Linked DNA regions of Homo sapiens: region 2 is linked to region 1. Evidence: chromatin loops called from intact Hi-C (ENCODE). Cell type or tissue: CD4-positive, alpha-beta T cell. All regions are shown on one strand. Links, peaks and the distances in the headings refer to the core of each region. The heading gives the core; the rest is flanking DNA. Region 1 overlaps PLCL1 (phospholipase C like 1 (inactive)). Region 2 overlaps PLCL1 (phospholipase C like 1 (inactive)).

The links. Peaks named below come from ENCODE experiments on the same cell type or tissue, not always from the same donor. Only the 100,000 strongest peaks of a DNase experiment are listed, where the experiment ranks them.
Region 2: it touches region 1 in a loop (10-fold over the local background); 5 of 110 quality-filtered maps call a loop at or near these places.

Annotation. Positions count from the first base shown.
Region 1 is chr2:197,865,784-197,873,153 of GRCh38, reverse strand. The region is part of intron 1 of PLCL1 (phospholipase C like 1 (inactive)); the gene reads right to left. Among named protein-coding and RNA genes, the nearest start is that of PLCL1, 65 kb to the right of the region's middle. RefSeq lists an enhancer at 1-106. In CD4-positive, alpha-beta T cell, for the core only: no CTCF peak of the experiment used is centred there; a DNase peak (open chromatin) is centred at 3,313; H3K4me3 peaks cover 806 bases; H3K27ac peaks cover 2,641 bases.
Region 2 is chr2:197,950,325-197,957,694 of GRCh38, reverse strand. All of the region lies in intron 1 of PLCL1 (phospholipase C like 1 (inactive)), which reads right to left. Among named protein-coding and RNA genes, the nearest start is that of PLCL1, 150 kb to the right of the region's middle. In CD4-positive, alpha-beta T cell, for the core only: no CTCF peak of the experiment used is centred there; a DNase peak (open chromatin) is centred at 3,194.

The DNA of each region.
Region 1 (7,370 bases), core at 1,085-5,084:
AACATGTTGAATAATTATATTATAAAAATGAGCAATTTAGAAACCTTCCCTATATTAATCTTTTGAAGCCAGTGGAGTGACTATAACATAGTGTGTGGTAAATCTTAGACCCTTGTTAACGCTGACAAACTTTGAACAAGATACTTAATCTCTCTGTGCTTCAGTTATCTCATCAGGAAAATAAGGTAATAGTAATAGTTCTTAGCATGCCATGATGATCAAATAAGATCATAGATGTAAGAACTTTGGATTGTGCTAATGCCTACTAAGAGCCTAATCAATGTGGGTTATTATGCAAATAATTTTACTCAGCCTGTCATCCTGTAGTTATTGTCTTCTTTCCTAGTATAAGAAATCTTTTACTCAAGCTTATCTTACTGGCATTTTAAACAAATAATAATAATATAATTACAATTGTAATCACAAAAATAGCTAATTGAGAATTTATTGTGTACCAAGCCCTTTATAAAACTTACATAATCTAATTCTCTCAATCATCCAATAAAGTGGGTATCATGATCATTGTCATCATTGCCCCCATTCATCAGATGGGAAAAATGAAGCTTAGAGCAGTTCAATAACTTGCCTATGATCACAATCTAGTAAATGGTAGAGCTGAATACAGTCATGGATCTGTGGCACAGCCCTTAACCATTAGGGTACAGTGCCTCCAAGGAAGGGATGCCAATCATATGTTTGGTATAAAACTTATGGTTGGCATTGATGCCTACAGTTTAATGGGGAAAACAGACGGATTACAAATGAGAAAGAGGGAGGACACAGGCAGGCAAAGAGATTCAAGGCCCTAAATGCCTTCCAGACTTAGTATAAAGAAATTAATAGGATAGGTGATTGGTATTGTGCTGATTTGGCTATATTTCATTGAGAGAACTTCCTCTGCTTGCATGGAACAGGAAATTTGCTACCTAAAAGTAAATTAAGGTCACCAGAGGACCTGATGAGCTAAGCAGAAAGCTCTTGGATTAGGCCAGGGGGGAGAAAACTAACAAATTATTTCAGGTCAACTGGCTTTTTAAATTTTACATCTTCCAGCATTGTAAATATTAGTCCGAGTTACTCACAAAAGGTTTGTAATCCAGACTGGAATTTAGTGTCTACAGCAACAAAGTGACAGCACAGCTGAACAAACTAGCCATTCACCAGGAGTCCCAGGAGCTAAGTACCTGCCCCCACTTCTTTCCCACAGAAAGCATGTCCTTGGGTTTATTAGAGAGCCTCCAAGTCCCTTTGTAGAGGGTGTAAAGGGGAAAGCACAGGTGTCCTTGTCAGATAGGTGAGTGTTGCAGTGCTGGTCGTGTTCTTATGGTTGTGTGTTAACCAGAGCAATCAAAGCAAAATTAGAGATTTACTCAAAGCACTCAGGGAGGGGGACACTAAGGAGTGCACCTAACTTAATTTAGGTGGTATTTTGTTATTTTTGTTTTGTATTGTTTGGGGTACGATGTTATTATAAGCCAAGGAATGCCAAGGATTTCCCACAGTCACCAAAACTAGGAGACAGGCATAGAACGAATTCTCCCTCAGAGCCTCCAGAAGGAACCACCCCTTGCTGACACCCTGATTTCAGATTTCTGGCCTCCAAAACCATGAGAAAATGAATTTCCGTTTTAAGCCAACAAGGGTGTGGTAATTTGTTACAGCAGCCCTAGGAAACTAAGGCACTCCCCTCAGTGGATCCAGGTGGGGGTCTGGAATCTGCATTTTACCAAGAACCTCAGGCGTTTCAACACTTGAGAACTTCTGCCTTATCCTATTCCCTCTGGTCTCAGGAGGGCCACACTGCCCCTTCCCTTATGAACCTCATTCTAAGAACAGGCCCCAAAAAATCTAAAGCCAGGGATGTAGGGAAGACTAGGGGTTTCTCTCCAAACAGTACAGGATCTGTTTGGGGTGAAACAGATGTGTCTGCAACTGTACAGGCCCCTCACATCCCTCAGCTAACTCTTCAGGAGTTTAAATTAGGATTCTAAATTCAGGAGTCTAATCAGTCTAGTAATTTAAATGTACCTCTCATTCCTGCTTGAGGGTAAGTATCAAGCCTCTCTGTATGGCATTAGACCCAGGAAGTATCTCTGCCTCTAACACCATCCCAAACACGGAATTTTACACAATACAAAATGTTCACTCTTGCTCATGTAGTTTAATATCCAGAAAAACAGCTCCTCTCCCGAGGTGAGCATCTGAATCACGGATGGTATCAGATATAGTGAATTGGAATGATCAGGGTAAGGGAGTGTGATAAGGAATAGGGGCAGCCTGGTCTCTTTTCCCCCCAGTAGTAAGAATCTCAGCTCTAAGGAAGAGCGTCACTCCTATCTACTCACATCAATTCCACATCCAAGGAGAAGCAGTTCTATTCGAGCTCAAAGGAAAATGTGCATATTCAAGAAATATAATTATACCAAGGCAGCTGGACTTGGAGGTATGGGTAGTAGAATAAAGAGGTTCAAAGTTTTCCACTCTTTGAATAGATGTTCAAAGTTCTCTTCTGTTCAAGCCTGACACTTTTCTCTCTTCCCTTCCCGCTAACAAATATGGTAACACTCTCTGAGGGTAGAGATGCCACATATTTAGAAGGGGTAATGATACTTAGGAGGCCTGTGCAGAGGTTCCCAAATATGCATCAGACTCACCCAGGAAGAATAGTTAAAATGTCCATCTCTAGTCCCTACACCAAGAGATTCTCATTCACTGGGTCTTGGGTGGGTGGGACTCTTAACGCCACAAAAACGAACCATAGGCCTCTAACCTACATTCTATGTTAAAAAGGTCAGTGTGGCTCATGAAGATGTGACTAGATAAGGGTTTGGAGCCTACATGTACCTGAGTGTCCCTTGTACTGTGGTATCAAATAGATTGAAGGTAGTAGGAGACCAGATCAGAATTCACATCAAACACCCTAAAAGCAGCAAAGCTCCCCTTAGCATTTACTCTTATTTCTGCATGCTTTAGTAATTCAAATTCTAGCATGAGTCAATTCTAATCAGTTATTTGTGTAATTCATTTTAGCTAAAGTTCAGTAGAACTGCTAAAACCAGTTAACTCCACGGAGACACAAAACAAAAACTCCATGATGCTTCGTGGCCGCCCAGATACACGGGAATCTTTATTACCCTTCCTGTTTCACAAAGTTTGGTTTCTACCATTTAAGATTTCTGATAAATAACACTTATGGAAAAAAAAAGTATGCTTGAAACCTTTTTACAAAATCAGATAAGAAGCTAGAAGATAATGTTGTGGTTTTCTTTCATGTGATCCCTGAATTACGTAAGAAGTCTTGCCATGAAATTTACCGTTGCAGCATACCTTCTACTATGAGCTGTTGCTGCTGTTTTTACATGACAGATAAAAATTGATGGTGTCAAGAGGTGAGGAGGGATTAAAACCAAACACTAGGATAACATCAAAACTTCTTTCAGTCACATCTGTCCCCATTGTTTTGCTCTCTGCACCAGTGATGGCTCAGCAAAGAAATTACTTTTACATATCTGTTCTCTTTAATCACTGTACCACCCGTGGCAGTTGTCACAATTATCTTGATGCTTTTCTGGCTGTTCCTTCCTTCACATGATCCTCACCACAACCATTTAAAGAACAAGTATGTGACTGCATGAGTCGAACATCAACAGGCCTGAAGCCAGAAATAGTATTATTAGAGTCACAAACTGAATCTATACAAAGTGAAAAAGTTATTATGTAAATATAAATCAAAATAATCACTATTTTTGTTTATATCCCCATTTAGGCAAAAAAAAAAGAAAAAGATACGTAAATTCAGGGGAGTCAGAGGAGGTTATTATTAAGTTCCTCTAAGAAGTGTATTGCTCTTAAAATAATAATTTCACTAAGTACATTGTGGAATGGCCCATGTGGAAGCAATTTGATATGATAGAAACAATAGGGCCTTTAAATCGGACAGTCCTGGTTTTAATTCAAACTCAGTTACTTACTGCTTGGCCTTGTGCAAATCATTTCACTCATCAGAGCCTAAGTTGTTCTCTAATTTTTAAAATGGCAATAATAATGTCTGTCTCACAGACAAGATGTAAGAGCTAGAGAGGACTCTGGTAAACATTGCATTGCATTGCTCAGCGTATAACAGGCACTCAAACTGTCTGAAGCTTTCTAACACAATTATCAGTTTTTAAGTTAAAATGTGACTAAAACTCACTCTTTCACTAAGTTTAATCATTTAGGTATTAATAAAGTATAATTTCTTAGTATTTTTCTCTGGTAGTCTATTCTTTTCTCCCTTCTTGTTTGCTACTAACCAGGAAATTATATAACTGAACCAAACCTGTTAAAAGTATGTGTAAAGGCCAGGTATGGTGGCTCATGCCTGTAATCCCAGCTCTTTGGGAGGCTGAGGTGGGTGGATCACTTGAATCTAGGAGTTCAAGTGAACTTATCTCTACTAAAAAAAAAAAGCGAGACCTTATCTCTACTAAAAAAAAAAAAAAATTCAATTAGCCAGGCATGGTGACATGCATCTCTAGTCCCACCTACTTGGGAGGCTGAGGTGGGAGGATCACTTGCGCCCAGGAGATGAGGCTCCAGTCAGCTATGATCGTGCCACTGCACTCCAGCCTGGGTAAGAAAGCAAAATCCTGTCTTTAAAAAAAAAGTGTAAAATTTTTTAAAAACAAACTGATTTTGCATGTGGTTGTAGAAGGGTTTTCCAGTGAATAAAGATAAAGTACACAAGAATAGGTACTGCATAGACACTGGGATATCTCTTAGGTTATCTCACGAGCCAATTCAGCTTCCTACCTGTTTCTTGCCTAGTTTCCACCTAGTTGAGATTGTCAGATAAGCAACATCTGATATGAAAGACACTGCAGTAATCTACCATTAGTAAATAGCTCACATTTCAGTAAATGCCTAGCCATGTATTTAAATGGAAAAGACTATATGAACACTTCTTTAGCTAGAAGTAATATTCATAAGCAAGCATATGCAGAGTTTGCAGTTTTGACTGGACATAAAAGGTTCACAAAACTTCCAGCAGTTATAATAGCTAAGATAATACCTATTTCTAATGAATAATACAGTGGTCACCGGGTGGATAGGCCTTTCAATTGTAAAAATCCTTGCCATTTGTTTTCAACCATTTGGTATTTTACCTACAGGATCAATCATTGTCATGTTTAAAGTATACAGTATACTCATACAGTTGTCACAGAAATGATGAACAGTGGTTAAAGAGGTATAACTTCAAGTTGAGAAAGACAATTTACAGCACACAGCAGCATACTCAATTTTTTTTATGAGTATTTCTGTGAGATCACCACAAGAGTCAGAGTGACATCTCTAAGGAATTGCTGATAAGGACGTCTGGTTGGGGACAGTGAGCCACGCTAGAAATCCTGGAGCAGAGTAGGCAAGATGATGGCAGTGTTCATCTAACTACTACCCTGGGGATCCCAGCAAACCACAGCCAGAGAAGCGAGGTGTAGCAGGGATGTGTCAGCAACAACTGGCTTGATTGCTCCTGGTTAAGGCTGGAAGAGATTTCCTTAGCATATGAAAGTTCTCATTCACAAGATCATGCACAGAACTAAATGGGACTAGAAACAAAAGATTAGAAACTATGTCTATTTCATCAATATCTTATCACTAATTTTCAAAAATAAATCATCAGATGCTAATTTTGCCAAGTACTCCTCGAAGAGAAAATGGAATATTTGACAATGCTCCATAATGTAATAGCAACAAAGACCAGCGGACTTATAGTACAAAAAAAAAAAATACCTACAGATCCTAGAAGTAACTGCTATAACAGAATTTAATATAGCACCTGACAGCACAGCACAGTAGCCCATTAATCAACAAGTATTCACTATCTATGTGTATACTGCTGTAGAAGATTTAGGGAGAAAGAATAAAATGAGATCACCGCCCACATCAGTCAGGCCAGGAAGGACATGCAAAAGTAAAAGAAGGCATTGCAGAAATGCCCTTCCCTGAACCTCCAGCTCTACAGCAAATCCAAAGCAATGTGACATTGGACAAGGAAGGCTTATCATTCTGACTTCAGTCTTACTCTCCAGGCTCAGATCAGGGGCTTTCTCCCAAGGTCAGATTTCCTGTGTTTGCTAATGCATCTCGGGTCATGCTAGATAACTCTTTCAATCCATTAGTGTGCGTCATTGATCCTACTGGTCCTTCTTTAGCTTTATGAATGATGCCTTTTATGTAAAACACTTGAGAATTCCCAAACGATGATCGCCATGGGGTTAATCCAGGTAGTGCATAGAAGTGTAATAACAATAATGCCTAATTTTAGGATTTAGTATGGGTTCTCCAGAAGCAGACCCCAAGTAGGGAACAGTGGTAGGGAAGTGGGGAAGAGAGACAAAGAAGGAAAAGCATCTAATAAATCAGCTGCCAGAGTGGGTGCTTGGAGCTGAATTCCCTGGGGAAGCTTTCAGAACTAGTGCAAAACACAGCTTCAGAATTATCTCATCTGAGGGTGAGGGAGCTGGAGTATTTATATGTCACCTCTAGAGAGTTATTAGATGAGGGCTGCTGGAAAAGCAAGCATATTAATTCCCTAGAATGAACTGCTGTCCATGGGCAAATCAGCATTTGAGATGCAGGTGCTGACAGTAGAAAGTTCACAAGAGAAATGTGAAAGGTCCTGGGGATAAGGGTTGGCTCTGGTAGCATCTGCCCCATTAACATTCAGGTAAGTAGCCCTATTCTTGTTTATCCACTAGAATAAGTGACAAATTAATTCAATGTGAAAGTACTAGGAAACATAACTAATTCTTTTTTAAAATAAAACTGTAGATTTTTTTCACTGTTTACAAAGAACATTTTCAGCCAACGCAAATGTTCAAGATATTTTTGGTGTTTAATCTAAGAAAAGCTATCATAAATTTCTGCCTAGCTATTCATTTTTGCTCATTTCTTAAACTAACTATATATATATATATAGTTTATATATATATATAGTTTATATATATATATAGTTTATATATATATATAGTTTATATATATATATAGTTTATATATATATATAGTTTATATATATATATAGTTTATATATATATATATATATAGTGTGTGTGTGTGTGTATATATATATATATATTTTTTTTTTTTTTTTTTTTTTTTTTTGGAGATAGGTTCTCACTCTGTTATCCAGGCTGGAGTGCAGTGGTGCAATCATGGCTTATGCAGCCTTTAACCTTCTCTCAAGCTATGCTCCCGCCTCAGCCTCCTGAGTAGCTGGGACTACAGGCAGGCACCACCATACCCAGCTAATTTTTGTATTTTTTGTACAGACAGGGTTTCACCATGTTGTCCAGGCTGGTCTTGAACTCCTGAGCTCAAGTGATCTACCT
Region 2 (7,370 bases), core at 1,183-5,182, 84 kb before region 1:
GAGGGATTATCCTGGTTGAGCAGAGGCCAATAGGCTCCGAGTCGGGAGGCTGTTCCCTGTAGATGAGATGGTCTGAGAATATGTGAGGGAATCAGCAAACTGGCAACTATATCCAAGACTAGAATGCCAATGGTCACAACTTAACAGCCTAAGGTCAGACTAACATATCTACATGTATCCAATATCATGCAAAATCCACCAACTTTATACTAGTGAGAGGCTTCTAAAACAAAGAAAGAAGCAAGAATAAAGAAGCTACAAAAAAAGAGATTTCACCAGAACTAAAACCCTTCATCCACTGGCCCATTCAACTAGCAATTATAAAGGTCAACCCTCTGCAAGGTACTATCCAAAGGAAAACAAAACAAAAGACATGGCCTCTGCCTCAAAAAGTCATAATCTAGTAGAAGGATACAACATAAAGAACTTACACACAAGAAATAATTATAACACAAAGGAACAATCACAGTGCTTTAAGTGAGTTTCAGTACTCTAGCAGAGTTAAAGAAAGAAAAGATAATTCCTAGTGGAAGTGAGTTGGAAAAAAATGTATGGAATTAAAAGCTTTTAAAAAGGCCTGAATAGTTGGGCTTGACTTGATTATAAGATAGAAGGAGAACAATATCAAAAGAGGTGGCACAAGCAAATGCCTATGAAGGGAAAAACAGAGAATAACCAAGTAAAGAAAGTAGTTGACATGGGTAAAGACTTCATGACAAAAACACCAAAAGCAAGTGCAACAGAAGCCAAAATTGATAAATGGGATATAATTGAACTAAAGAGCTTCTGCATAGCAAAGAAAATTATCATCAGAGTGAACAGGCAACCTACAGAATGGGAGAAAATTTTTGCAATCTACCCATCTGACAAAGGTCTAATATCCAGAATTTACAAGGAACTAAACAAATTTACAAGAAAAAAACAAACGACCTCATCAAAAAGTGGTCAAAGGATATGAACAGACACTTCTCAAAAGAAGACATTTATATGGCCAACAAACATATGAAAAAAAGCTCGACATCACTGATCATCAGAGAAATTCAAAGCAAAACCACAATGATATACCACCTCATGCCAGTCAGAATGGCGATTATTAAAAAGTCAGGAAACAGCAGATGCTGGCAAGGCTGTGGAGAAATAGAAATGCTTTTACGCTGTTGGTAGGAATGTAAATTAGTTCAACCATTGTGGAAGAAAATGTGGCGATTCCTCAAGGATCTAGAACTAGAAATACCATTTGACCCCGTAATCCCATTACTGGGTATATACCCAAAAGATCATAAATCATTGTACTATAAAGACACATGCACATGTATGTTCACTGCAGCACTATTTACAACAGCAAAGACATGGAACCAACCCAAATGCCCATCAATGACTGACTGGATAAAGAAAATGTGGAAAATGTGGTACATATGTTTACTGAAGCACTATTTACAAAGCATAGACTTGTAACCAACCCAAATATTCATCAATGATAAACTGGATAAAGAACATGTGGCACATATACACCATGGAATACTATGCAGCCATAAAAAAGAATGAGTTCATGTCCTTTGCAGGGACATGGATGAAGCTGTAAGCTATCATTCTCAGCAAACTAACACAGGAACAGAAAACCAAACACCACATGTTCTCATTCATAAGTGGGAGCTGAACAATGAGAACAAATGGACACAGGGAGGGGAACATCACACACCGGGGCCTGTCAGAGGATGGGGGGCAAGGGGAGGGAGAGCATTATGACAAATACCTAATGCATGTGAGGCTTAAAACCTAGATGACGGGTTGATAGGTGCAGCAAACCACCATGGCACATGTATACCTATGTAACAAACCTGCACATTCTGCACATGTATCCCAGAACTTAGGGTAAAATTAAAAAATAATAATAAAAAGTTTAAAAAAGGAAAGGAAAAAAAAGAAAATGTGGTACATATATACCGTGGAATACTATGCAGCCATAAAATGGCATGAGATCATGTCCTTTGCCGGCACATGGATGAAGCTGGAAGCCATCATCCTCAGCAAACTAACACAGGAACAGAAAACCAAACACTGCATGTTCTCACTCATAAGTGGGAGTTAAATAATGAGAACACTTGGACACAGAGAGGGGAACAACACACACCAGGGCCTGATGGGGGATGGGGGAGTAAGGGGAGGAAAGATCAATAGGAGCAGCAAACCACCATGGTACACATATACTTATGTAACAAACCTGCATGTTCTGCACATGTATCCCATTTCTTTTTTTTTTTTTAGAAGAAATAAAGAAAAAAATTAGATAAAAAATAAAAATAAAGTAGTTGAATCAACCAGGACACAGAGTTCTGGCTAGAGTTATAGGAACAAGGCTGGACTCACACCAGACTGTCAAGGACCATCACTGCAAAGCTGCAGTGTTTGGGTTTTATTTGGTAGGCACTAGGAAGCCACCAAAGGCTTTTACCTGATCCCATCTGGGTTTGATCTATCTGATGAGTGTCTGCAAAGCTGTATTAAGAAAAGACTGAGAGCCAGGAGAAAAGCTAGGAGACTCCTACAACTATCTAGAAGAGTGGTGGTAACAGATGCTTAAACTAAGGTAAAGCGTATAGGAATGGGAAGGAAAAGACTGATGGAAATGATACCTGTTCCTAAAATGTAGCATATTCTGATAGTAACTGGTATATACACCGCCTAGAAAATGAATACATATCATGCCCTCTGGAATTAGAAACTGTTTCTAATTCCAGGATGATAATTCTCCACATAGCTTCCTCTTAAATTCTTAAAATACTTTTTAAATGTTTCCTCTTGAAGAGACAATTTCCTGTAATACACTTTAGCCTCCAAATTAAAATAAATCAAAATTATCACTGATTGTTAGTTCCTAGATTCTGTCAGAGGTTCTTTCCTAACTGCCATGTAGAGAAAGAACAAAGATGGTTAGAAATAGTGCATATCCCAGAATACCAAAAACAGTCCCTGTCATTAATGAACTTAAGTGTGAAATTCATAGAAGTCAGTAGCTACTATCACTTACAAAGCTAGTCGTTTCTGAATATAATCATACTTCAGCAAAGAAGCGCCTCCAAAACTATTATTCTCAAGTGCACACGCATTACATGATGCCATCGTATTATACTAAATTAGCATATAATTCTTGACACCCACTATGATGCTTGCTCATGAAAGAAACCACAGATGCTGAAAAACCATAGAGATTAAAATCTCTCCTGATCATTTTGAAGGAAACAGGAGGCAAGACATCTGAGAAACTAACCTGAAGCTCTCTGCAGGCCTTCCTGTCTTTAAATTCTATTCCAACACAGTGAACAACATAAAGTGTGGTCAGTTTTCTGCTATTTACAAAATGTTTTGTGATCAAACCTCAGAAAGCAAATCTCCAATTATTTGGCATTTGAGAATTCCAGCTTTTAAGTTGAAATGAAACTTGCATTTCGTTTCACTTCACTCAGTCACCTCATTCTAAGGCCAAGAGAAAAAGAGGATCAAGAGCCTTTAGCTGGTATGGAAAAACATAAGGCATTTCATGCCAGTTTATTGCCCTCCATATTGTCTCTCATGAGCTTTCAGTTCTAAATATCCATGTATCCAAATGATAGGATGTCAGTCCCAGTATTATGTAGTCAGTCACAGTTGAGTCAGAAAATTTTTTAAAAACAAACAGCCATGTACACACAGGGCAAAATTATTTCAGTTCTGTCCCATCATGGAGATGTGTATTGTTGCCAAGGTGTAGACCAGTAAAAATACATGCAGATTTATTCTACTGTGGCATTGGTGACTACTCAGGAAGCTAGCAAAAATAGAGCAATATTTTAGAAAAAAAAAAAACTCTGGAATACACGAAGAACTGTTTAAAACACTTAGAAAAGATAACAAAAACACATAGAAAAAATGTTGATCCTTAGATGTCTGAGATATAATTCAGTTTGGTAGGAGAATATCAATATATTTTTCAATCCAGATGCTTCTAAAATTGAGTAAATGATGAGATGTTCATTACTGATATATTAATATATAAGTAAGAGCATGATTGTGGTCCATTTAGAACCTTCAGACCTGAACTCCAATATGCCTCTAGGAATCAGAATCACAGGTTCTCAATCAATAACTCAACCACCCTAAGGTAACATGCAATAATTCCCAATTACCCTGAGGAATTAACCTCTGAGCAAAATGGCAGACAAGCAACTTGCACTCAGCCTGTGCATCATCATTTAGTGATTCTTGGTTGATATCAAGACTCTTCCACAGCTAGGTTAAGTCATGATCCATGGGGGGCTTCCAGAGGTTTTCTGTTCCCTTGGGATTAACACAGCACCCACTGCCCACACCACAACTAAAGGCAGGTAAGAAGGTAACTCATATAGGCAAGGAGTCCAGTTTGAAGGAAGCAGCACTGGTAAGTGTCTTCTGGGTTTATTAGAATGGTACGGAAAACCAAACTTTGGAAATTATATAGACAAAAGAAGCTTCAGAGTCAGCAAACCCGAGTTACATCTCCGCATTAGTCATATGACCTCAGCCAACCTGATTAACTTCTCTGTATGTTATCTCTAAGGATAACAATACCTACTTCATAACATTGTTCTCAAAATTGAATTCAATGAGATACAGTGTGGAGGCACCAGCTATATCTGGCACAGGGCAGCTCTCTACAAATAGTGCCTATTCTTACAGTGCATGAAGGCATGGTATTAGTCCGTTTTCATGCTGCTGATAAAAACATACCCAAGACTGGGTAACTTATAAAGGAAAATAGGTTTAATGAACTCACAGTTCCACATGGCTGGGGAGGCCTCACAATCATGGCGGAAGGTGAAAGGCATACCTTACATGGCAGCAGGCAAGAGAGAATGAGAGCCAAGTGAAAGGGGAAACCCCTTACAAAACCATCAGATCTCATGAGACTTATTCACTACCACAAGAACAGTATGGGGGAAACCGCCAACATAATTCAGTTATCTCTCACTGGGTCCCTCCCACAACATGTGAGAATTATGGGAACTACAACTCAAGAAGAGATTTGCCAACCATATTAGGCATGATTCATCCACACAAGTGCAATGATGTAGGATCCCCACAAGAAAATAGACTTGAGATAAAATACTGCTTACCAAGAATGGTTATGGACAGGCTCTCCAATAAAAGAATTTCAGCATCAATAAATTTAATGACGTTTACTGCTGGCACCTGGGTGCTGCTTCCACAAAAAAATTTTCCTTCTTGCTATGCACCTTCAATCCACAACTAACTCATCTGGTGAATTAAAAGCCAAGTGCTAACTGAAAAGACCAACAAAATAGGCCATTATTGATGAATTTCACTTCAGCACAGAGCAGGTTATCACATTCTTGAACTAATCACTAGCAGGGTACTAACTTAGGGCTGGGAAGGTTTAAGATAGGACATAAATAAAGTTAAAAGTCTAGAGAATGTCCCTTGACTTCCTGAAAGAGCACTTTCTTGAACACCAGGGAATCCCACAGAGAAGAAAAGAGGCTATCACGGGATAGAAGGATTGTAAAGAAAACTTTCACTGCTAAATTATGTTGCCAATAAATAGTCTTGAGTGTAAACACCCAGGCTGTTCTCATTCAGGTTTGAGAAAGGACTTGTTTGCTCAGTTAGGGGTCACAGTGACAGGATCCTATCAGTCCTGGTAAATTAATCACGAATGCTTATTACAAAGACAGAATGAGTTTCGACAACTGTCCTGCTAATCAAAAGAGACAGATTAGTCTCCAGGTTTCTGGACTGGCCTTGTGAACAATTAAATATTTATCAGAAGACAATAAATCACTCAATCAATCAATGGGATTTCTACCAACACAAGTTCATGTTCCTCAGTCACGTCCCACAAGCAACCAGTTCAGAGTGTTTTAAACCTCAGAATTATTTTGATGACAACAGTCTTCTAGTCTTTAATAAAACGTCCTTCCTATGGACAGTGCCTATGTGTTCGCTGGAATTTCTGTTGTTGTAAAGTGACAGAAATCCAGATTAGATTACTTTAAAGCAAAATTAAAATATATTAGAAGAATGCTAAAATAGCCTGTGTTATTAAGGGATTGAACACTCAAACTACAGGAGGTATGCTTCTCTCCACAGTCTGACCTTCTCACTGCAGACCGGCTTCCTCCTCTGGCAGCAAACCTGGCTGTCAGAAGCTCCTGGGTTTCACCTCTTATAAATTCCACAGCCAAAGGAACTGACTCTTTTCTAATACGCTTGAAAATTTCAGGGGAAGAGCCAGCTTAATTCAGGTACCCAACCTGCACAGTCCACTGTGGCCCTGGTAAGACAGCAAATGGAAGCAGGGAAAGAGCAGGGTCATGTGAAGCACAAGGCAGTATCCACTGGACACTCGAGTCATTCCCAAAGGGAAGAGAGTGCTGTTGCCAGAAGAAAGGCTGGAGGAAGGGCTGCACAGACAATAGCAGACCATTATAGGTACTTACATGCAATTTTATTTCAGAGATAAGTATGGCATGAAAACATGTATGTTTGTTCATTTTGTAATTATACCTCCACCAAACTTAATCATGGACCATAAGTTCTATAGCCATTCCAGTCATGTAACCTATTGTATCCCTGACCTTCTTAGCCCACTAGTTCCATCATTCCCATCTCCAGACTCTTAGCTAGAACACAAACAGCCTCCTAAGTAGCAACTTCTACAGAAGGGAACACAATACAATATTTCACAACCATGCTTCTCCTGTCTAAAGCAGCCCTCAGGCGAGAATTATTTTCCTGCTATTCTAGGTGTCTAATTCTGGCCTCAGATAACCTAAGCAGTTTTTGCAATGCAATTTTATTACTGGAAACAACTTCATTATAGGAGAATATTAGGCAACTGCTCTAGTGAAGTCAAAAGGTTAATATCCACATATAAACCACATTCCTATCTTACAATTCTGCCTACTTAGATTTAGTAAAATCTGAAGTAGCAAAATAGACTCAGTAAAAATATTAAAATATATTTTTTAATTCTATTATATTAGCAATTGTAAATATTTCCTCCAAAAACATGTGTGCTGACTGTGACGTTTTCGTCATGTAGAGTACTTTCAAGGCACTGGTTCTAGGAGTTACAATACGGCTACTAGTGAATCTTCTATTGCTTCTTCCTCTCTTCGGTGACCTTTTAAAGTTACCTGATATACCATATTCCTTTCTGGTTTAAATCTATCTGATCATGCAATATATGGTCTTTGAAAAACAAATGCCCCACCCATGCTTATGCTCAGGAAAACAATTTCCCTGAATATTAGTCATGTCTGATCTCCCTTCCCTGGTTATTAGAGGTCTGGCTGAATTCAGGTGCTGGACGGGGTACGAGAGACCCCCAGCTG